Linked DNA regions of Homo sapiens: region 1 is linked to region 2. Evidence: chromatin loops called from intact Hi-C (ENCODE). Cell type or tissue: heart right ventricle. All regions are shown on one strand. Each heading gives the region's core, and the rest is flanking DNA. Links, peaks and the distances in the headings are about the cores only.

Evidence for each region. Peaks named below come from ENCODE experiments on the same cell type or tissue, not always from the same donor. Only the 100,000 strongest peaks of a DNase experiment are listed, where the experiment ranks them.
Region 1: a loop joins it to region 2, with 2.1 times the contacts of the local background. A loop is called at or near these places in 2 of 110 quality-filtered maps.

What each region holds. Positions count from the first base shown.
Region 1 is chr2:179,099,080-179,111,894 of GRCh38, forward strand. SESTD1 (SEC14 and spectrin domain containing 1) reads right to left here. Exons shown (of 18, transcript NM_178123.5): 18 at 2,599-10,949. The coding sequence ends at 10,820. Among named protein-coding and RNA genes, the nearest start is that of CCDC141, 55 kb to the left of the region's middle. RefSeq lists silencers at 7,449-7,649, 8,729-8,929. In heart right ventricle, for the core only: no CTCF peak of the experiment used is centred there; a DNase peak (open chromatin) is centred at 7,679; H3K27ac peaks cover 425 bases.
Region 2 is chr2:178,929,842-178,942,656 of GRCh38, forward strand. The region is part of intron 6 of CCDC141 (coiled-coil domain containing 141); the gene reads right to left. Among named protein-coding and RNA genes, the nearest start is that of CCDC141, 110 kb to the right of the region's middle. In heart right ventricle, for the core only: no CTCF peak of the experiment used is centred there; no DNase peak of the experiment used is centred there.

The DNA of each region.
Region 1 (12,815 bases), core at 3,025-11,024, 170 kb after region 2:
AAAATTATAAACAAACTGATCAACAGGACAGAACAGCTAGCCTAGAAGTAGCCCCAGAAAACTTAAGAACTCAACTCTATATATTTTCAAAGGAGTTTCAGAAATCAATGGGAGGGATAGATTATCCAATAAGTTATGTTGAGAACATTTGATATGTGGAAAAATGTATCATATTATATCACCACCTCACACAAGGCACCAAAATTTTTTCTGAATGTAGGAGTCTAGAGTAAAAAAAAACTGCACAGGAGAAATAAAATTTAAGCTGAGGAAAGATTTTCTAGTCATTAAGGCAATATAAAAATATCAAGGTCTGTAAATAAATTTCACCATAAATATGAGCATAACATCACCAAACTTCATAAAGATAGAATAAATAACAAACTAGGAAAAATACTTGTTCAAATATGATGGATTATTAGCCTTATTTAAAAAAAAACTCTTCAAACAAATAAGAAAAAAAGCTAACTCCAAAGGAAAAGTATGCAAAAATAGTAACAGACAAGTCACCAGAAGGGAAACACAATGGATAATAATAAATCATTAAATTTGTTTCAGCCTCACTGGTGGTTAAAGAAATGTACAGTGAACTGGTTTTCTCAAAGATTTGTAAAGACTTTAAAAAGAACACCACTTCATGCTGGAAATAGTGCCATGAGACAGGCACCCTGTTTTTTTTTTTGTGTGTGTGAGCTTCTTATTATTATTATACTTTAAGTTTTAGGGTACATGAGCACAATGTGCCGGTTAGTTACATATGTATACATGTGCCATGCTGGTGTGCTGCACTCATTAACTTGTCATTTAGCATTAGGTATATCTCCTAATGCTATCCCTCCCACCTCCCCCCACCCCACAACAGTCCCCAGAGTGTGATGTTCCCCTTCCTGTGTCCATGTGTTCTCATTGTTCAATTCCCATCTATGAGTGAGAACATGCGGTGTTTGGTTTTTTGTCCTTGCGATAGTTTACTGAGAATGATGATTTCCAATTTCATCCATGTCCCTACAAAGGACATGAACTCATCATTTTTTATGGCTGCATAGTATTCCATGGTGTATATGTGCCACATTTTCTTAATCCAGTCTATCAGGCACCCTAACTGTTAACAGACACATACATCTACCTAACCTTCTGGAAAGCAATTTGGCCATATCTATTAAAAGCCTCAAAATATGCATACATTCCAATCCAATATTTCTACTTTCAGGAATCAATCCCAAGGAGAGATGCTGTCAAAAAGTTAAGAGCAAGGATGTTCATTGCAGCATTACTTATAGTACCGTTAAGAAAGAAAGAGAAAGAAACTAAATGTTTCACCTAATAGTTTAATAGTTAAATCATGGTATTTACATATTATTGACTATTACACAGCTATTGACTTAAACTGGAAAAAAGTTTAATAATTTTTTTATGATATAATAGCTGTAAAAAGCAGGAAATAAAGTTGAATGCTAGCATACTCGTTAGGTTAAATACAAAGGAAATGTATCAAATATTAACTATGTTCTCAGCACTGATAAATAATGGGCAGTTTTCACTTTTTATATTTTTCTCTATTTACTAGAGTACTTTAAAAATAATAACTACACATTATTCTTAAACAGAAATTTAAATAATAAAGCATAAAGGAATTAGTTATTTCCAGTTGAAAACAACCTTCCCTTAGTGATGAGATGCTGGAAAATGACAGTTCAGGCTTCACTCTGTTTTGAATTTGCTAAAATTTACCATAGATTGGATGTGCTAATCTTTCAGAACGTGTTAATTTCATAAACATGTTTGGTTTCTCTAGTCCCTATAAGTATATAATTCCCAAAATGCCATCTCTGTATTCTTCTATTCAAATTAGAGAAATTAGGTAATTTGCAGGATGATCAGACATTGTCTCTGAAAAGTTTATATATTGAAGTTTTTATAAAAGGTATTCTAGAATCTTGCAGTCAGAAGTGTGGTCTGCAGACTGGCAGCAGCAGCAGCAGCTAGAAACTTGTTGAAAATGCAAAACTTTTGGTCCTACCCCAGATTTACTGAATCAGAATCTGCATTTTAGTAACACTTCCAGTTGATTTGTAGGCACACTCATATTTGATAACCACTGGTATAGAACACATATTCTAGTTCTAACTACATGGCTACAATGCAACTATAGTCCTCCTTCAAAACTTAATCTATGTTCATGTCCTAAGTACCATCTTTATGGTCTATGAGTTCTAAACATTTTCTTAGAACAAGAGTGGCTTCCAACTAATGAGTGGGATATATCCTAAAAATATATTGGTAGGTCAGTTGTTAACTTATACAGTAATATAATTAATGCTAGATTTCTAGGTCATCTTACAGTAGCTTGCATAACCCATAATATAGTTGAAGAAGAGGACTAATTGCATTTTAATCATTTTTTTATGGGAAAATATGTTCCCAGTTCTAACAGAAGATTCTAGGAAAGCCTGATACTGCCATCAATACAGGACTCCCAGATGGATGCAACTATTAGTATTTGTGTATGTGTAGACAATTAGTAGAGCTGATTTTCCGATTCTGAAAATTTTCTAAACAAAAGAATAAAATGTATTAAAAAGACAGGAATGTCAAGTGTTGATATTGACTCATTCACATTTTCTCCCAATTTTATTTTGAACAAACACAATGGTAAGATCACTTCAATGGTTTGAAACAGGTTTGTGGATACAATGAAGCATCTAATGGAAAACCTAGAGATGGATGGATACTCTAACATGTAAAGTAAACATGTCCATTAATAACAAATGTACAATGTCTTCTATATATTTTTTTGCTTGTATGTTGAACTGTCACTCAAATGTACTTAACTTCATTGGACAAGGTATAAGGCTTGCCAATTTCCAAAGTCTGGCAGTCCAAAATCCTTAGTAGCCATTCTGGAACTGCTATTGTTTATAGCATGATATGATTGTGTTATTTTAAATACAGCTTTGTTGTAATATGCCTCCTCCATCCCTAAATACACATTCACCTTTGATGCCTTAAAAATGGACTTCTCAGTAGGAACAATGGAAATTTCACCACTGTCTATTATGGTGAGAACCTATTTCTGACAACATGAGACGTAGAGAAAGCACTGAACTTCTGTGCCAAGCCTGTGGGAAGGGATTGTTGGGGTCACGGGAGAGGGAAGCAGAAGCCTCTGTCTTCTAAGACTCCAGGTTATTTCAGAATATACAAGTTACATTTTTGATTTAATGAAAGGTTTTAGGTAACACTGTTAGAAACAATTTAAACCTTTACAAAAAATAACTCAAATTGATTCAAAGATGCAGAATTCATCAGATTATCTTATAGAGACCAGTGTGACTTAATTCTCCCTAGATTTTATGAACAACTTTTATTAACAGAAATCAAACTTATTGTCCAAAGTGACAATATATCAAAGAAATACATACCAAAACCTGCTGCCATTATAGTTGTTAACATTTTTATTGCATATTTACAATGTGTGGAACATTATAAGGATTTACAGTAGAAGCCAAATTTCCCAGCCCTTAAAATTTTAATAGGAAAAATCGAATAAACCATACATATTTTTGAAAATGAGCATTAGAAACACACAGATGATTATAATTCTATAGACTAATACAGGTGAATGCTGTATGTAATAGAACAGCTGGGAGAGGTAAAAGAGTGGATAAGAGAGTCATCAGAGTGTGAAAAAACTACAGCTGGGTGGTATTGAATAAAGAGACAATATTGAAAATATTTTTAAACGCTAAAATGTCCCGTAAAAGCATAGCTATCCCCTATGCAAAACTGTGAGGTAGAATTTTTCCCACCCCGTTTTCTGCTCTTCTGGCCACCATTTGGGGGACTTCCCTGTCCAGGTGACTCTCTCTCACATAGCTGTACCTGGGGCTTACTAGCAATACATGCTTTCCACTACCCCCTCAACCTCATCACAGAAATAACCTTTTCTGTTCAATGATCAGTCTTACTTTACCTACTGAAAACGGGTGGTGAAAGTTAGTAACATAAACAAACCAGTGCTGTTTCTTCTAGCTAACATATCACCATGGTTGGGCTTTAACCTTTCAAGGAGTGAAATATTGCTAAAGTTTCAGGCATAGGAACCCCTTGAGGAGCTGTCTGGGGCAGACAGGTCTTTGCTTTCCTCAGATAGTTCCAATTGTCATCCTTGACCATGAACAATGCCATTGTTATTCCAAACTCACTTCTTCTAATACTTCAATATGGATCATAAAAATAGTTTACACCTTTATGCACATCAAAATACAAAATACAGGGCACAATAAAACTGAACTGGAAAAAGGTATGGCAGTTTCTTTTAAAACTACCCTGTGACCCAGCAATTCTAATCCAAGGAATTTACTGCAAAGAAATGAAAACCTATGTTCACAAAGACTTACGTAAGAATGGTCATAGCAGCTTTATTTATAATGGCCAATCCTGGAAACAGCCCAGGTATCTATCAATAATAGGAAATTAAGAAAACAAACTGTAATATTGTCATACAGTGGAATACTACTCAGCAATAAAAAAGAACAGCAATAAAAAAATGAAGCCTTGTAGAAAAGCGTACATGTTGCGTGACTCTATTTATATAAAGTTTTAGAACAGAAAAATCTTATGGTAGAAAAAGGAACAGTGGTTGCCTTTGAGGGTCAAGTAGGGACAGGAATTGACTGGAAAGGGCAGTGTGGAAACTTTCTAGGGTGGTGATAACGTTTCCTATTTCCATAGCACTATATGCATTTGCCAAACCTCAGTGAACACATATTTCTATGCACTTCATTGCATGCTAATTTTATGTAAAAAAGCCAACAATGAACTCTAGTTAATGATATGCAATTTAAAATGCATCAAATAATAATATGAAATGATGAATGGATATGTGACAAAGCAAGCATAGGTAATGCTAATTAGCATCTAGGTAGTGAGTACACTATAAAATTATTTTAACTTTTTAATGTATTTGATAATTTTCATAACAAGATGTTGGGTAAAAATACAGGGTGCAATGTTTACCAAATAGTTTTGCTGAGAATTTCATTACTGATTTTATGACAGTAAGATCATCAAATTCTTCTAAGTGTCCATTGAGAAGTAAGTTTCTCTTAAAGGCTTCTGAGACTATTCGTAAGTGTGATGTGAGCAATCAGTTCTCAAATCTACTCTGGTTTATAACTGTCAAAGTGGTATTTCGATCCTTTCACCTTTACAAAATACAATACATATATTTTGATGATATATTCTGAGCAAATCTGTTGGCCATAAAGATAACATAAGAGTTAAGATGAGAAAACATTCCTAAGAGAAAAATCAAACATACAAATTTTATTTACCCTAACTTCCAGACTAAAAAAGAATCTGTAACTGTAATAGAAAAGAAGTGAGGCTTGGTCATAAATAGTGAGTGGTCTACTGTGTTCTGAGTGGAAAGGCACCCAGTCATCTCTCATCTCTCCCCCAAGACAGAAGCATTTGGACACCCTAAAGACATGGTATTCAGCTTGTGAAGACTTCTAAGGTGCCTCCTGGAGATTCACTGGGAACTGGCTGGAGTTCAATAGCCCTTTTGTCAGAAAGTTTTCTACATGCCTAACTTAAAATCCCTAATAACACTGCTCCTGATAAGTAGCAGTTGATAACTACTTTCAGTTAAGAATTCCTATAAAATTACATATAGGAATTATACATACAGCCTCATAAAGTTCTCCAAAAAAAATCTTTAAAAATGTGCCCACTGCTTTCAAAATATTTCATCATAGTTCTGGCTGTCTTTTGATCTCTAAGTTCTTCATGTTCTAGTACAGGTTCTGCTTTTTCTTGAAGTAGAGGGACTAGTGTTTATTCTCAAGCTTTCATGTTTGCTTTAAAATTCTGCAGTAATGTTGAGTCATATTAAGTGTCATACCCATGAACTTTTTTCAGTCTTAAAGACTCCCCTGTATTTATGCCAGCTCACGGAGTGTCCTTAGTTCTATGCCTCTATTACAGTATCAGTCGGCCATTTTCTGTTCATCATCACTGCCTGAGTTTACCAAGAGACTGCTCCTCTCTAAGCATAGCCAGCACTAATTGTGGTCTTTTCATGCTTTGTTCTGTTTTTTTTTTTTTTTTAACCTCATTATTGGGATACTTAAATAACAGATTTATGCTGTTGTTGTTTCTACTGGTCGGTGCTCGCTCACTAATATCCAATCCTAGTATGATTTTCTTTTACTTGTGTCTATTAACAGGGTTATGTCACACCTTGTCAACCTCAAAACAGATGATACTCATCACTTGTCTTCCATCTTGCTGTTCTATTATCTTCCTACAAAAATAGCTAATTTGTCAGATTTCAAAGCCTTGTTATTTACTGATGAGCTTACCAACTGGACCTTTTGTATCTTCAGTGTGTAATTCTGAAGATGCATTCTGATACACTAGTGAACTGGGGGTGACGGTGAAGGGGTGGTGGAACTAAGGGGGTGGGGCGGCGAACATAGGCAATATGCCATTTCCTCACCATCCCATGCTTGTCATGTGAGACAACAGAAAGGATAAAGAATACTCTATTTTTTATTCTGAAAAGATAATTATAGCAATGATACCTTCCATTCTGTTTATTTCTGGATATTTTGGCTTCAACAATTCTTTATATCATATTTTATTCTTGAAATTGGTATGACTTCTCTGTTTTACAGCCTGAGATAAATTCTCAGATATTTTTTTAACAGTAAATGGCAAAGCCAGATTTTTGAAGCCAAGTATTCAAGCTCCAAACACTTTCCATTATATTCATTACAGTTCTTGTTTTAGCTGGTATGTTCTTTCCTCTACAAGTACTGCCATTATTTATGCTTCTTAGCTAAACCTAGACTTTTCAGTAGCATGTATGAAAGTCAAATAATGTCAAATGGTAAGTTTCTACTTCATTTTATCTCATCAGGGTATTTGTTGCTCTATATACCAGCATAGTATATTTTCTACTCCCAACTGAAGCTTTTCATTTTTAGGACTGAACGTTAACAATAAGTCTACTAATTAGGTTAACTGCTTAGCTATGTTCCAGCCATGTTTTTAATGCTAGAGAATTTTTCCTTTGGGGGCTTAAGCAAAGATATCCTAATCATACAGATCTCACTACTGATGATAATATACTTAATGGTGCTTGTTTCTGCCTGTACCATTCCCTATAGGCTGAAGATGTAAAGGACATTAGCAACCACAGTATGTTTAGTTTTTAGTAGCAACAGTATTTTACTACGGCCTTGTGTACTTTGGGTAGGATGTGAGAAGGGGAGTAGTACATAATAATGCCCAATCTCTATTAGCAAGTAACTTACAATGTAGTAGAGAATTCTGAACTATTTCTTCAAATGTAGACCATAGATTCAGCTAACTTCATAATCACATCATTGGTAACAATGGGTTTAGATCAGAGTATGGTTTACTCATCACTGTTAGTAAGGTAACTTAATTGTCATGCTCACGCTAAGGAGTACGACACTAATAATACCACTCCGTATGTCAGCTAATAAGATAACGAAATAACAAACATGTTAAGACTAGCTAACACATGGGAGCAATAGCCAATGTAAATTTGTATAAAGTGAGAAGTATTCAATCTTCTACCTAACAATGAAGCCTAGACCTGCCATCAATATCCCAGCTGGCAGGCTGAGCAGTTTCATCAACATCACCAATGAGTCACCAGAACTGAACAAAGTGACCAACAATGAGGACTGGGAACAAAGCCAATTTGACCTAAAATGAAGTCATCATTTTTGCATAACTCTGCTGGGTTAGACATGTGCGAAGAACAGATGCCAAACTGCCATTATATATTAAGCTTACACAGGAGCAAACAAATGATAAAAGAAAAAAAAAATCCTCAAACAAACAAAAAAACCCAAAAAAACCAAAACAAAATGAAACTAACCCTGCCAGCGTTTCAATAATTCCCTGAGATGGGCTAAAGGAATGTGGGAGGTTGTGACATATATACCAATTACAAATGAGTGGTTCTTTCAGAGACTTGCAAGCTGATGTTAATTTATGACATAGAAACAGCTTGTGGTTTCAAACACACTGCAGTCACTTTTTTCACACGTTTACCTTAAGTGAGCTTTGACCCTATGGAAGAAAGTTGCTTTAGGGCATTACTGGATTTTCATTCATAACTCTATGTACAGATACACATATGAAAGCAGCAGCAAATTTACAGATGAGGAGCAATGATATTCATTATGTTAAAATCATACTTGGCCTCATGTGAAACACTCAATTTACAAGTAACATTTATGAATCCTGCCTTATTTTACTTTTTGTAGGCAAGATAGCTTAAGGTATATAAAAATTAACTCATTTGGCAATTATAACTCCATGAGTTGATGGCAGAATTACTAACAAACCAGTTCCTTTCTAGCAAAGTCTTAAGAAAAACATTCTAACTACTCTGAAATTCAGAAGAAACAGATATTGAGTATTGATATTTAGTTATTGAGTATAACTAAATATCTAAAGTAGTTAGTATCTAAGAATCTAAGAATAGATTCACTTGTAAGTCAGTTCTAACTTTAAAAAAGTATGTTTAAAACATACTTCAGACTGCAATGTAACAGGGATTATTACTAATGCCTATAATACAGCATTCATATTTAGGAGGAATGGGCATCTGTTATGCATGAGCAAGACTGGGAATAGGAGAAGACAAGATTCCTTCCCTCAAAAGAGCTTACTGGGTACAGACATAAACAACTGTAGAATGTGATAGCACCATCATGAAGACTGAAATAAATAATCACAAAAGTTCATACTCATAGCAGTAAAGCCCCAAAGGACTGAGAAGATGATTCAAGTATAGAAAGAACTTCCTGGATGTTCTCAGAAGCAGTGACCACATAAGACAAGAGGGAGCAGTTGAACTTTGCCCTGAACTTCCTGGCATGTTTGACTAGGAAAAAAGGCTGCACCATTAACCTAAATTGTTCCAGGAGGAAAAGGTGATAAATATTGTCAATCTTTAATCAAGGTTGAAATGTCAACTAGGCAATTAAAAAGAAGTACAAGTCTAGATTTCTGGACCAGGTATGTAATCCAGAACATTGGTATAAAATAAAAACTCTAAGGATGAGATACCGAGAAAAGAGCCAAAAGCATTCTGAGGACAGGATCTGAGAGAGCACATGTTCAGCAGGCACATCTTAAATTAGGGTTATGCGACTGTACTCACAGTTATTTCAGAGGATAGCATCTTCAAGGAAGGAGACACTGTCTAGGAAAGGTTGCTCAATGGTGTAAATGTTGCAGAGAAAAGGGTAAGGGATTCAGACGGAGAAAAAAACCATTCAGTTTGGTAACTGGGAGGCCATTGCTGACTTTCAAAAGAACAGTTTCAGTAGAGTGCTGTGTAAAACCAGACTGCAAGGTGCTGAGTAGTGAGTGATGAGGATGTAGGGGCACTGGATGTGGATTTCTCCAAGAAGTCTGTCAGTCAGTGAAGAAGGCTGGAAAAACTAGCAGGTTAAAAGGGAGGGGTTTTTTTTTTGCATTGGAAGATACACGAGCATGTTTGTAGACCTCAAAAAGGAACCAGTATACAACTCGTTTATAATTTTGTAATGACTACAAGACTAAAAAATAATTTTTAATATTTTAAAAAATGTTCTGAAATAAAAATACATAAAATTTAAATTATATGCATTTTACCATTTAAACTTAATACAAACTTAAAAGAACTAGCATTTCATGATAAATTTTATTTCTAAAGGGGTCATACAGTTCTGTTATTGGACTACTTCAGAATTTATTTTGCTTTTAGACTATAATGAGAAACTAAATTTTATTAACAATTGCTATTTTAGTTCCTGAAAGATTACTCTGATATAAAGGATTACACTGAAGTAATTATGTATGCCTTCTTCCTCAGCCCTCCTCCCCTAAAGACAAAGTATCTTCAGGGTAGTTAATAATTTTGAGAATATTTTTCAAGTTGAAAAAGAGAAAAATTAGAAATAGTATTCCATTATTAATAAGTTCTTAAAGATCTAAATTGTTCACAATAATTTTTCATGATAAAACATGCTTATTTATTATATACACATGCTTACATATGTATTTCCTGTCTAAAATACATGCAACCACCATGAAAAAACAAATATTAAACCATCCTCACAGTCCTAAGAATGCCCTTTTAAATAAGGCACTCATGTTTGGAAATAGGATGTAACTACTAAATTAAATAAGATGTTTAAAGAAGTCTTTTATTAAGCACAAACAACTTTTAATACATTATCAATACAAATAGGAAAAGGTCTTTTAATGACTATGATATATCAAAGATCTGAAAGGCTTTCTCTGTATTGACACAATAAAAATAATCAATTCTGAAGAATTACAAAGTAAAATTTTGAGGACACCACTGTCTACTAACAAGAGTTTAACTACTGTCTAAATTTACTAAATCACCTGTGGAGGAAGGGCAACTTTTTTTTTTCTTTTTAATAGAGAGAATTCCTACTCTTATTAGCACCATTCAAAGCTTATTATCAGTTGTTTGTCTACAAACTGACAGGTCAGGTAAAGCTTTAAAGCAAGTTTTCAGTGCAATGTTTATAGTTCCTTCTTTTAAGATACTTGGAATCTACAGCCTCGAAGCATGTTAAGTAATTATGCCTTGGTAGTAGCAAGGTGTTAACATGTAAAGAGAAATGTGTCATGAAAAGAAATGAGACTTATTTTGGCTGTGAAATGCATCTTAAGGTGTGGTGGCTAATGCTGTAGTATGTTGACAACATGCGGGATTATGAACTGCAAATCTGTAGGTAGCTGGTAGCTATTAGCTCTCTGTGGTCACCATTTCAGGATGTCTCAGCTGCTGCCTTTTGAGATTAACTAGTTTCATCCTGTCTCTGATGTTTTCTGCAGTAGAAGCCATGTCACTTGGACTCCCAAAATATTGTTCGGTTCTAAAAATCAAAACACACAGAAAAACCTCAGATTAATACAAATCTATTAACTGCAGTGAATACAAATAGAAGCAAAAATTTACCATAAAAAATCTACATGAGATAGCCTATGTGTAAATATCAGTTCATCGGTGATCATACTGTTTGAGCAGGAAATTCAGCAGGAAAAACATTTTTTAAAATGGCATAAAATACATTAAGACATGATGAGAAAAATATATTGATGGTATAAAGGTTATATCATGTGTAGTTATGATAATAGCAACAAATTGAACAATGAAACACTGGAAATATGTGGGTCCAGAAGGATGCACAAACATAAAATTTATACAGGTACTTGAGTGCTACCGGCTGGGGACACCACTTGTCTATAGAGCTGGCAAGCAAAATAAATATTCTTTTTAATGTTATGACATTTTTTGGTACATTAACAGATAAAATTATTAATTTTATTCTACTCTCAAAGATACTGTATTCAGAATCACAGAATATTTTTAGAGCTGGAAGATTTCTTAGAAATTATCAGGTTAATCTCTTTATTTTTCAGATCAGAAAAGTGGAGCCTAGCAAGTTAAATGATGTAAGCAAGGTCACCCAGGGAAAAACCAGAATTTGAACCTAGGTCTTTGAGCAGTGAATCCAGAGAGACCATCAATCTCTTTTATTTTACCAGGAGAAGGTATAAAAGAGAAATCTGTCTAACCTGTCAAACAAACTATACATGGCATAAACAGATTACCATTATATTAATAATTATGGAAAACACTACACACAACTTTGGGAAATATTTAATTCAGCAAAATACCTAAAAGAGATATACATAAGTTTTAATATGAATATAAAGTGGAATAAAACAGCAATTCCAAAATATTAAAGGTGGGTGTGAACTTTGAATATATAGTACTAACATTCTTTTATCTTAAAAGGATGGATGAGGAAATGACACATGGACTATCTGTGAAACACAGACGAGAAGCTGAAGCAAGCATACCAGGGAGAGGTGTTCCTAGGCTGACATGGGTAGAACAGGAGACTGACTGTGTGACAACTGGCTGTGAAATGTAGGAATCAGGGAGGGTAAGGGATCCTGGAATGGAACAACCAGAAGCACGCCTGTAATTCTGCTACTAGCTGAATTTTGTTGTCTTTTATTGCAGATGTGTAATACAACTTTAGGTGACTTTAGGCTACCTCTGATTGTTCAAGTTTAGGTGGGGCTTGAGATAACGTAAGTATAGACTATGAATAATATTATTTCAAGGGAATAAAATGCCATCTTTTCAATATCAATCCCAAATAATCACTGGAAGATCATGGCACAGTAGTAGCAGTGCTTATTATGTGTCAGATCTGTTTTAAGTACTTTATACTTATTTAGCTCAGGTAATTCCCACACCCCCATAACCTGAGGAAGGTATGAGTGTTACATGGCAGTTTTTAGATGAGGGAATTGAGGCACAAAGGTTAAGTGGCTTGCCCAAGGTGTTACAGTGAGTAAGTGGTAGAGCTGAGACCTCTGGCTCCAGAGTGCACAGACTCATCACACTATACCACAACGTTAAAGGTACTTGTATTTTTATTTACTGGTTTGGTTACTCTATCATTTGAATTAAATATCCTCTGGATTATCTCTAAATTATTTTCAGTAAGAATCAGGTCTAAATCACCAGGGATGAAGCTCCTCCTGATTCTTTTTTTTTTTTTTTTTTGAGACGGAGTCTTGCTCTGTCACCCAGGCTGGAGCGCAGTGGCGTGATCTCGGCTCACTGCAAGCTCCGCCTCCCAGGTTCATGCCATTTTCCTGCCTCAGCCTCCCGAGTAGCTGGGACTACAGGCACCCGCCACCACGCCCAGCTAATTTTTTGT
Region 2 (12,815 bases), core at 1,876-9,875:
AGTAATGTAGATACTAAGGCCCCACTCTAAAGCTGATGAATCAGAATCTGCCTTTAAAATATATGGGTAATTCATGAGTACACTGTAGTTTGAGAAGCTCTGGTCTAGAATACACTGAAGTAGCAGCTTTTTACAACTAGACAGATGAGCAAAACACAAGTGAACAAAGAATATAGAAGGGGAAACTTGCAGATGATATGATCGTACATGCAGAAAACCCTAAGGAATAATTTTTAAAAATTAAAGCAAATAAATTAAATCAGTAAAGTTGGAGAGTATAAAATCAACGTTAAAAAAAAATCACTTGTGTTTCTATAGAATAGCATTGAACAACCTGAAAAGGAAATTAAGAAAATGATTTCATTCATGGTAGCATCAAAAAAAGTAAAATACCTAGGAATAAATTTAATCAAGGAGATGGAAAACTTATACAAGGAAAATTACAAAACATTGTTAAAAAATGAAAAACCTAAATAAATGGCAAGATATCACATGATCATGAATTGGAGAACTTAATGTTGTTAAGATGGCAATACTCCCCAAAGTACTGTAGGGATACAATGCAATCCCTATCAGAATCTCACTGGCCTTTTTTGAAGAAATGGAAATGCTGATCCTAATATTAATGTGGAATTGGAAAGGACCCTGAATAGCCAAAACAATCATGATAAATAAGAAGAAAATTAGAGAACTTATACTTCCAGATTTTAAAACTTACTACAATCCTACAGTAATCAAAGCAGTGTGTCAAACTGGCATGAAGATAGACATATAGATTTACAGAATAGAAGAGTCCAGAAATAAACCCACACATCTGTGGTCAATTAATTTTCAGTGAGTGTGCCAAAGTCCTTCAACAGAGAAAGAATATTTTTTTCCAACAAATTGTGCAGGGACAATTGAATATCCACATGCAAACTAATGAAGTTAGACCCTTACCTCACACCATACACAAAATTTAACTCAAAATGGAACAAAGATCTAAATACATACACTAAAGCCATCAAATTCTTAGAAGAAAACATAAGGGATAAATTTTCATAATTTTGGATTTGATGATGGTTTCTTAGATATGACACCAAAAACATAGCAAAAAATTTAAGATAGATAAATAAAACTTTATCAAAATTAAAACTTTTACTTATCAAAGAACATTTTGGTCAAAGGGCTTGAATAGACATTTTTTCACAGAAGATATACAAATGGTCAGCCAGTAAATGAAAAGATCTGCAACATCATTAGTTATTAGGGAAATGCAAGTAAGAATCACAATGAACTAGCACTTCATGCAGACTATGACGACTATAAAAATCAAACAAAATGAAAAATAACAAGTGCTGAAGAGGATGTAGAGAAATTGGAATCTTCTACCTTTCTGGTAGAAATATAAAACAGAGCAGCTGCTATGGAAAAATAGCATAGTAACTTCTTGTAAGTTAAGTACAGAAATACCACATGGTCTAGCAATTCTACTCCTAGGTATTACCCAAAAGAATTGAAAAGAGGTATTCAAAAAAAACCCATATACATGAATGTTCATAGCAGCACTATTAACACTAGAAAAAGGTGAAAACAACCCAAATGCCTATCAACTGAGGAATGGCTAAATGAAAGGTGGTATATCCATACAATGGAATATTATTCAGCCATAAAAAGGAAGTTTTAATACATGCTGCAACATGGATAGACCTGAAAAACATGCAAAGTGAAAGAATTCAGACACAAAAAGCCATTAAATATTATTTTATTTAATGGTATTTCCAGAATAGGTAAATACATGGACACAGAAAGCAGATTAGTGGTTGTCAGGGGCCGAGGGGAGAGAGGAATGAAGATTGACTGCTTAATGAGTGTGGTGTTTCTTTTTGGAGTTATGAAAATATTCTGAACTAGGTAGCCATGATAGTTACACAATACTGTGAATTTACTAAATGTCACTAATGATAAATTTTATGTAATATTTACTTTACCATTTTTTCTTAAAGCCCATATTATGTTGTGTTTCTGTTGTGTGAGGCATTGTGCTAAGAACTGTTATATATGGCCAGATATGGTGACTCACGCGTGTAATCCCTGCACTTTGGGAGGCTGAGGAGGGCAGTTCACTTGAGGTGAGGAGTTCGAGACCAGCCTGGCCAACATGATGAAACCCCGTCTCTACTAAAAATTAGCTGGGGCATGGTTATGCATGCTTGTAATCCCAGCTACTCAAGAGGCTGAGGCAAGAGAATTGCTTGAACCTAGGAGGCAGAGCCTGAATAAGCCATGATTGTGCCACTGCACTCCAGCCTAGGTGACAGAGTGAGACGCAGTCTCAAAAAACAAAAACAAAAACAAAAAAACACACACACATGCACACAAAACTGTTATATACAACCACGTTTAATCTTCACAACAAACTCTGTAAATTAGGTACAATTGTTACCCCTTTCACAAAAAGGGACTGGAACCTAGGCCCAAATACATAAGAAATTTGCCCAAGATTATATCAGAAGTAAGCAGAGATGCTCAAATTTAACTCCAATTCCCTTGCCTGAGGGCTGCCATGCTGTATACTGCCTGGGAGTGTCCCATTCACTCTCTGCTAAGTAGTCTAAGATGCTATATGTTGCCACTTCAAATAATGTATATCTACACGGTTTGGTAACATGTAATCCTTAGAAAACACATTTAAAATATGTGTTAAAATGAGGAAATGCTTATGATATAATGTTAATTGGAAAAAAATCATTGAAAAACAACACATACAATTTTTTGTGTATACATACACACATATAGTGTATATGTGCACACAATACACAATTTTGGAACACTCATATGTAATTGTTTTATATTTCTTTCCTATTTCCATATACACCCACATACGGTGTGATTTTAATTTTCTTTTGTTTAGTTTTATGTCATTTCTATTTTTTCTAAAATGAGAAGGTACTGTGTAATCAGAAAAATAAAACAATAAACATATTTTGAAAGAGACTTTCTTGCATTGGCTCTACTGATGACAATTATGCATTTAAATTACTTAAATAAGCTTGTGGGAGATTCTGCTTTACTTCCTTATCCTATATTTATAAATATTTTTTAACTTTAAACTGAGCTCTTTCCTTTGACTATAGTTTCTGTGGGACCTAAGCACTGGTATTTTCTGAAGATCTCCAAATAATATTATTTGAAGGAACTTGGGGCCAAGATCACAAATCCAATTTATGAAATCACTCAGTAACAACTAGAAAATATTTTCAATGACTTGGAAAATCGGATTAGATGATGAATTGTGGAAGATGGTTTTAATCTTGAGGCTGAGATACGTGAATGCTGCTATATTAAAACATTTAAGATGATGTTTCTATACACAATTTTCAGTTTTGCTTCTCTCCCATAACTTTAAAAATTATTATTAATCAAGAACTTCATGAACAATATATGTCATAATATAAGACAACAATATAAGAAGTCATCTATAAAAATTAAGAGGGACATGTACATACATGAAACACATGGGCAAAATGTCTAAGTTGGTGCCTCTTAAATTTTAGCATGAATACAAATCCTCTTGGGGAATTTGTTAAAACACAGTCTCATTCAATAAGTGTGATGGGTGGATTTGAGATTCTTAATCTCTAACAACTCTCTGATGTTGCTGTTGTTCTATGGGAGTCACACCTTGAATAACAAGGCTATAAGTTTCCTTTAAGCCTTAAAGATGGAGATTAATAACCTCCATCTCGAAAGAGATCATGCCTTTCCTAAAGTCACTCCCATTCAAACCGCAGTAGTTTCTTAAGTGATTTTCTGTCTTCTGTCTCCCTCCCATTACTGTCATTCACATTGTTTCCAAGGTAATCTCCTAAAATGCAAATCAGTTGAAGCTATACTTTGCTTGGATGATATTTCATTGCCCATCTGGTCTCAAATCCAAATGCTTACAGCAGCCAGGCACATAATGTGAATGAGTGAAGCAAGGGTAAGAGGAGGGGTAGGTCATGAGGAATAGTGGCAAACTAAGGACTGTGGCAGACTGATGTGTGCATACCTTTTCTAAAAGAAACGTATTACTGGGCTCCAGCCAGGAGTCACTATGTCTATGTGGGAAGATGAGTCTGATAATGCCAAATCTTCTAGTTTTTTTAAAGAAACAGGAAATCTAGATTTCTTTTTTAACAGAAACTCCAACATTTTAAGATTGACATTTTTTTTTAGGCTGGATGCCCACCAAAACCTACATAGAATCTCTAGGAATGAGATGCAGACATCAGTATTTTTTTCAACACCCCCCAGGTGACTCCAGTGTGCAGCCAGAGTTGAGAAACACTAACCCACACATTCCCCATGGCACCAACTACAGAGGGCCTGAACTTAACCAAGGGTTGAAGCTATAGAAGTACAGATTGGTTCCTGAAGGGAGTTCTATTATACGAACATTATTTCTGATGTGTAAGAGAAGGACTGATTATGCCTTCTCAAAAAAAATAATTAGCAAGTATTTGTTTGCATAGTATTTTAATACCTCCTACAACAAATTCTGAGTTTCAAAGGTTGAATTCAAGCTTTGGGGCATCAAGTTGATTTATAATACAATTTAAGAGTATTTAAGGTTTTAAACCAAAGGATGGTTTATAATCATCCATGTCTGCTATTTCATTGTCTCTTATATATGCAAAAGAAAAAAGAATTTTCATATTCGGTAAAGAAAGTATAATTAAAACAATTACCCAGAGTCAAAGGTCGTATTTAAAAATCCTTTAGTTCATTTATTTCAACACATCCTGAATAAAGTATCACATTTATTAAGAGCTATGAAAGTTGCTGTGTTTCTTGTTCTGAATGTATTCCAGTAAGAAATGATAGAGGCATTTTCAAAGTTTACTTAGAAAGAACTTACTGAGTAGACTAACAAGCCATATACACCAGCTTCCTGCTGTTGAATTGAGCTGTGGGTAGCAGAGAACACCTGCTTTCTCTGTGTTACCACATTATTTATAGGAGCTTCACTAATGAATCCTCAGCTTGATGCCTTATTTCTATGTTAAATCTTCTTTGAAAGGAACATTTCCTATTCTGTGCCTCATATCCACACCCAAACAAAAGTCCAAAATGTAATATGCTGCTTACTATTTAAGGACACATAAAATTGAATTTCTTTTCCATGAACAAGAAATTAGATTGTTGAAAAACCACAGATAAAAACTATTTGGAAGTTTACACTATGGATGGGAAAGGAAACAAAACAATATTTTTGGAGTCGCTACTAAAATGTGGATACTTTCACAAACATTTTCTTTTTTTTAACTTTTATTTTATGTTCAGGGATACAGTGAAGGTTTGTTACATAGGTAAACTCCTGTCACGGGGTTTGTTGTACAGATTATTTCATCACCCAGGTATTAAGCCCAGTCCCCAATAGTTATCTTTTCTGCTCCTCTTCCTTCCCCCATCCTCCACCCTCAAGAAGACCCCAGTGTCGATTGTTTTCTTCTTTGTGTTCATAAGTGCTCATGATTTGACTCTCACTTATATGTGAAAACATGCAGTATTTTGTTTTCTGTTCCTGCATTAGTTTGCTAAGGATAATAGCCTCCAGCTCCATCCATGTTCCTGCAAAGGACATGATCTCATTCTTTTTTATGGCTGCATAGTATTCCATGGTGTATATGTACCACATTTTCTTTATTCAATCTGTCATTGATGGGCATTTAGGATCATTTTATGTCTTCCCTGTTGTGAATAGTGCTACAGTGAACATTCACATGCATGTGTCTTTATGGTAGAATGATTTATATTCCTCTGGGTATATGCCCAGTAATGGGATTGCTGGGTTGAATGGTAGTTCTGCTTTTAGCTTTAAGGAGTCTCCATACTGTGATTTACACACTCCTATCAATGGTGTATAAGTGTTCCCTTTGCTCTGCAACTTCACCAACATCTGTTATTTTTTGACTTTGCCATTCAGACTGGTGTGAGATGGTATCTCATTGTGGTTTTTATTTGTATTTCTCTAATAATCAGTGATATTGAGCTTTTTTTTCATGTTTGTGGGCTACATGTATGTCTTCTTTTGAGAAGTGTCTGTTCATGTCCTTTATCCACTTTTTAATGGAGTTGTTTGTTTTTCTCTTGTACATTTGTTTAAGTTCCTTATATATGCTGGCTATTAGGCCTTTGTCAGATGCATAGTTTATAAATATTTTCTCCCATTCTGTAGGTTGTCTGTTTACTCTGTTGATAGTTTCTTTTGCTTTGCAGAAGCTCTTTAGTTTAATGAGATCCCACTTGTCAATTTTTGCTTTGTTGCAATTGTTTTTGGTGTGTTTGTCATGAACTCTTTGCCTATTCCTATGTCTAGGATGATATTGCCTAAGTTGTCTTCCAGGGTTTTTATAGTTTTGGGTTTTACATTTAAGTCCTTAATCAACCCATCTTGAGTTGATTTTTGCATATGGTGTAAGGAAGGGTTCACCTTTAATCTTCTGCATGTGGCTAGTCAATTATTCCAGCATTTATTGAATAGGGAGTCTTTACCCTATCACTTGTTTTTGTCAGCTTTTTTGAAGATCAGGTGGTCATAGGTTTGCGGCCTTATTTCTGGATTCCCTATTCTGTTTCATTGGTCTATGTGCTTGTTTTTGTACTAGTTCCATGCTGTTTTGGTTACTGTAGCCCTGTAGTATAGTTTGAACTTTGGTAACATAATGCCTCCAGCTTTGTTCTTTTTGTTTAGGATTGCCTTGGCTATTTGGGCTCTTTTTGATCTTATATGAATTTTAAAATAGGTTTTTCTAGGTCTGTGAAGAATGTCATTGGTATTTTGACAAGAATAGCATTGAATCTGTAAATTGCTTTGTGAAGTATGGCCATTTTAATGATATTCATTCTTCCTATCCATGAGTATGGAATGTGTTTCCATTTGTTTGTGTCTTCTGTGAATTCTTTGGGCAGTGTTCCCTAATTCTCATTGTAGAGATCTTTCACCTCCCTGGTTAGCTGTATTCCTAGGAATTTAATTTGTTTTGCAGCAACTGTGAATGGGATTGCCTTTCTGATTTGTGTCTTGGCTTGGCTGTTGTTGGTGTATAGGAATGCTAATTATTTCTGTACATTGATTTTGTATCCTGAAACTTTGCTGAAGTTATCAGCTGAAGGAGCTTTTGACCGAGACTATGGGGTTTTCTAGATATAGAATCATGTCATCTGCAAAAAGAGAGAGTTTGACTTCCTCTCTTCCTATTTGGATGCACTTTATTTCTTTCTCTTGCCTGATTGTGCTGGCTAGGATTTCCAATACTATGTTGAATAAGAGTGGTGAAAGAGGGCATCCTTGTCTTATGCCAGTTTTCAAGGGAAAGGCTTCCAGCATTTGCCCATTCAGTATAATGTTGGCTGTGGGTTTGTCATAGATGGCTCTTATTATTTGGAGGTATGTTCCTTCAGTATCTAGTTTATTGAAGATTTTTAAAATGAAGGAGTGCTTAATTTTATTGAAAGCCTCTTCCACATCTATTGAGAAAATCATGTAGTTTTTGTCTTTAGTTCTGTTTATGTGATGAATCACATTTATTGATTTGCATATGTTGAACCAACCTTGTATCCCAGGGATGGAGCCTACTTGATCGTGGTGGAATAGCTTTTTGATGTGCTGTTCAATTTGGTTTTGTAAGTGTTTTGTTGCGGACTTCTGCATCAATATTCATCAAGGATATTGGCCTGGTTTTCATTTTTTGTTGTGTCTCTGCCGGGTTTGGGCCTCATAGAATGAGTTGGGGAGGAGTCCTTCCTCCTCAATTTTTGGGAATAGTTTTTGTAGGAATGGTTCCAGCTCTTCTTTGTACCTCTGGTGGAATTTGGCTATGAATCCATCTGGTCTTAGGCATTTTTTTTGTTGATAGGCTGTTTATTATTTGTTCAATTTTGGAGCTCGTTATTGGTCTGTTCTGAGAATCAATTTCTTCATGATTCAGTCTTGGGAGGTATATGTGTCTAGAATTTATCCATCTCTTTTAGGTCTGTATAGAGGTGTTCGTTGTAGTTTCTGATGGTTATTTTTATTTCTATGGGGTCAGTGGTAACATTCCCTTCATTATTTCTAATGATGTTTATTTGGATCTTCTCTCTTTTCTCCTTTATTACTCTAGCTAGCAGCCAATCTACCTTATTAAGTTTTTCAAGAAACCAACTTCTGGATTCATTGATCTTTTGAATGTTTTTTCATGTCTTCATTTCTTTCAGTTTAGCTCTGATTTGGGTTACTTCTTGTCTTTTGCTAGCTTTAGGGTTGATTTGTTCTTGCTTCTCTAATTCTTTCTGTTGCAATGATAGGTTGTTAGTTTGAGATCATTCTAACTTCTTGATGTTAGAAAGACATTTAGGGGAGAACACTAAATGTTGGGCATTTAGTTCTATGAATTTCCCTCTTCACACTGCCTTAGCTGTGTCCCAGAGATTCTAGTATGTTGTATCTTTGTTCTCATTAGTTCCAAAGAACTTTTTGATTTTTGCTTTAATTTCACTAATTACCCAAAAGTCACTCAGGAGCATGTTGTTTAATTTTCATGTAATTGCATGGTCTTAAGTGATTCTCCTTGTCTTGACTCTATTTTCATTGTGCTGTGGTCTGAGAGTGTGTTTGGTATGATTTCAGTTCTTTTCCATTTGCTGAGGATTGTTTTATGTCCAATTATGCGGTCAATTTTAGAGTATGTGCCATGTGGTGATGAGAATAATGTACATTCTGTTGTTTTGGGATAAAAGGTTCTGTAGATGTCTAATATATCCATTTGGTCCAATGTTGAGTTCAGATATTAAATATCTTTGTTAATTTTCTGCCTTGATTATCTGTCTAATACTGTTAGTAGAGTTTTGAAGTCTCCCACTATTATTGTCACAAATATTTTCTAATTGAATTTTCAAGGCTCTATCTTACAAGTGAGGAAAGTGGGGCTCGCAGGGATGTAATGTATCCAAGGTATGTCATTCATTATGTAGTGAATGACATAGCAGGGGTTTAAACCTGTTTTTCTCCATGTAGATGCAACCAAGTATAGCCTTATAGTCAACTTCTAGATATTGCATTGCTCCCAGAACGTATTCTGTTCTGGAGTAAGGGAAGACAAAGAATATAGAACTATAAACATTTGGTCATTATAATTCCCTTTTCTCTAATCTAATCTGCATGGTTTTTTTTCTTTTGGTTCGGTTTGTTTTAGAAAGCCTGCTAATTCAAGTGAGAAGAGGCTAATAAAGTGGCTAAGGAAAATGTGTATCCAGCAAAGGCTGCTAGGTCTTTCCAGAAATCCTAACCCTGTATATAGGACTGGCTTCATGGTCAACTGACCTGTGCAATCACACAGAGCCTTACGTTTAAAAGGGGCCCATGCTGTCCCCATACTGAAATTCTCAATAATATTTTAAGAAAACCTTCCATAATTTTATTTTGCACTGGGCCTCACAAATTATATAGCTGGTTCTTTCTGTAAAGTGAAAAGTAAGGTTTTATAGATCACAGAACTTTTCTGTGGGAGACAAAAGGTGGTTGAGTCTCAGGGCACATGGCTGTCTACATACAATAAGGTTGGATGCCATAGTCAGGAGATATGCCAGGGGAGAACTTTTTAGGTGTGATGCTTTCTCTCCTTACCTCCCTGGTCATTGCTCACTTTCTACCTTTTTTGGATAGAAAATAGTACCCTCAGTCCAGTACCAGTAAGAGAGAAAAAACAGGATCCCATGGAAATCTAATCAGATGGATAGTTGATATTAGAGAGGTAGGCAACCTGATTTGTTTCTTCATGTGTCCACACCAACTCTCCACCATGTGAGGTGGGTAGAATACCACCCAGAGAAATAGGTCATGGATAAAAGTAAGGTCCAGAATCTAATCACTGGGAGGTCGTCCAAGGGGTATACTCTTTTGTGTGTGTGGTGGAGGGGGGGTGTTGGGGGACAAATGGGAATGGTTGAATCCTAATTGTAGCAAAAGAAGTCAACTGCACTTAGGGGTATCTCCCCAACTCACCCACAAGGGGTAAATTAAAGCACTGGCTTTCATATCCCCACTATACCAAAGTTACTGATATCCCAATGGAACATTAATTCACAGGGATAAACAACATCTGTTGACCACAAGCAACACTGAAATACAGAAGAAGCAGAATTAATGCACTGGACAGACCAAAAATTTAATATGTTAAAAAGAATATCTTAAGATATGAGGAAATACATTAGATAGGTAAAACAGAAAACCATTTATGAAGAAGAATCAATGTCAGCAACTGGGCATGAAAAATGTAATAGCTGAAGTGAAGAACTTGGCAGGAGGGCTGAATGGCAGAAGGAGTACAGCAGAAGAAAGAATGAGTGCTCTATAAGATCAGAGATTAGGAAAGAATAAAGAAATGGGGGGAGGCAGTGATAAGTTAGGAAGGATAGAAGTAGAACATCATCTACGTAATACAACTTTCCAAATTTACATTGCAACTAGAAATTAGCATACTGAAGAACACAAAGAACTGTATAAACTAGATGCAAACAGTGTTATGGCAAAAAACAATATGAGATCTATGGCTTCATTCTATTTATGCAAATGGAAACACGTAACTCTGTATTTTAGAAATAGGACTATGTCTAAAGACATATGTTGAGCCCATTAGAGTAGGTCCCTGTGAGAATGAGAATGTGAGGGATAGAGAGAATAAAGGGGAAGACAATAAGGTAAACCAAAAGGGAAGTGTAACTCTACTCTGAGGGCTAAAAAAATGTTTTTAAAGATATTGGGTGGATAGATAGATAAAAGGAGGTTAAGTGATTATCTAAAGTCACAAGGGAATCACAAAAAAACCTAAAAGGATGCTTCTTCTTCACAACGTAAAAGACTTACTACACAGACATTAATCAAATGTCCTTTTCATATCAGGCACTGTCCAATGTGCTGGGAATACCAAGGTAAGATACTGTCTACTTTAAAAAAATACTGCTACTTCCCCCGCCCAGACTTACTCCTTTCAACCAGCTCTGGAAAGGTGTTTTCTACACTCATCTTGCTTTCAATATAACAAGCATAATTGATACTGAAATGTACATCCTATCTCCTTTACAGGATTTGAAAATTAAAGAAAGTTTTGAGGTCATCTAGGCCTACCTCTCGTTGCTTCAGGAATCTCTTCTATTTCCCAACCTGTGGAAGTCTATTTTTCTGTCATGACCATGGATTATTATTTCTTTCCTACAGAATGGCTGTGGATAAGTCTATTGCCTCTAAGACAACTCTCCTTAGCCTCTCTTCTCTGGCTTACACATTATGAGGACTTTAACTCTCATCATAGACAGCCTGGTCTGATTGCTGTTTGCCTTATTCTGCCATATTCTGGTTTGACCACCCCCTCCTAACCAACAACTCATATTCCATCCATCTGTTCAAACCCCATCCTTCCAGAAAGCTGTCCTGGATCACCCCAGAATAAAGCACCACTCCCCCTTGTGCATATACACTGATGGGGGTCTCTCTAACCCCATATGATTCGGAGACTCCTGAAGTCTTAATAGCCAGTTATCTTGCCAGTGAATTATCTAGTGTCTGAAATTCATGGCAAGTATCTTTAGAACCTTTTTGTATCTACAAGTTATATGTGAGCATTCATCTTCATTTGACTGAATCAGTCTAAATAATTAGTCAACATTTTTGTAATTTGTAATTAAAGATGGATTTAAGATTGATGGCTCTATAGCTCAACCCATAGTTTGGAAGGAAAATCTTACATTGGAAAGAATGCTTCACATAAATAAATAAAAAAAGAAATCCCAATAAATAAACGAACCTCCCCCTTTAGAAAATAAATTTGCCAGGTATGAGAGTTCATGCCTGTAATCCCAGCACTTTAGAAGGCTGAGGTGGGAGGATCACTTGAGGCCAGGAGTTCATAACCAGCCTGAGAAACATAGCAAGACCCCGTCTCTACAAAAAAAAAATAAAAACAAAATTTGCCAGGTATGGGGGTGTGCAGCTGCAGTCCCAGGTGCTCGGGAGGCTGAGGTGGGAGAATCGCTTGAGCCCAGGATTTCGAGGCTGCGGTGAGTATGATTGCACCACTGTGCTCCAGCCTGAGTGACAGAGAGAGATCCCATCTCAAAAAAAAAAAAAAAAAAAAAAAAAAAAAAAAAAAAAAAAAAAGGGAAAAGAAAAGAAATTTACTCTCAGGGATGCTGTAGAGAAATAGGTTTCTATGCCTCACTTTTCAAAAACAGTTTGGCTTGAAAACTACTTGAGTACATGGGGCAATACTCAGCTTCTGCACAAGATGCAGAGTAGTTCAGGACCCTAAAGGAAGTGCATATACTTGTCTGGAACCTCCCAGGCTCAAACCATCCTCCCACCTCAGCCTCCTGAATAGCTGAGTAGCATGCAACACACCTGGCTAATCGTTTAAATGTTTTGTAGAGATGGAATCTCCCTATGTCATGCAGGCTTGTCTAGAATATTATTTATTTCTAAACACGAATGAGCTATCAAGCCATGAAAAGATATAGATAAACTTAAATACATATTACTAAGTGAAAAACACCAATCTGAAAGCCTACATACTGTACGATTCTAACTACATGACATTCTGGAAAAGGCAAAACTATGAAGACAGTAAAAAGATCAGTGGTTGTCAGGAGTTGGGGGTGTGGAAAGGAATGAACAGGCAGAGCGCAGAGGAGTTTTAGGGCAGCAAGAATAATCTGTATAATTCAATGATGTTCAATCATTCAATACATATCATCATACATTTGTCCAAACCCATAGAATGTACAACACCAAGAGTGAACCCTAATATAAGCAATGA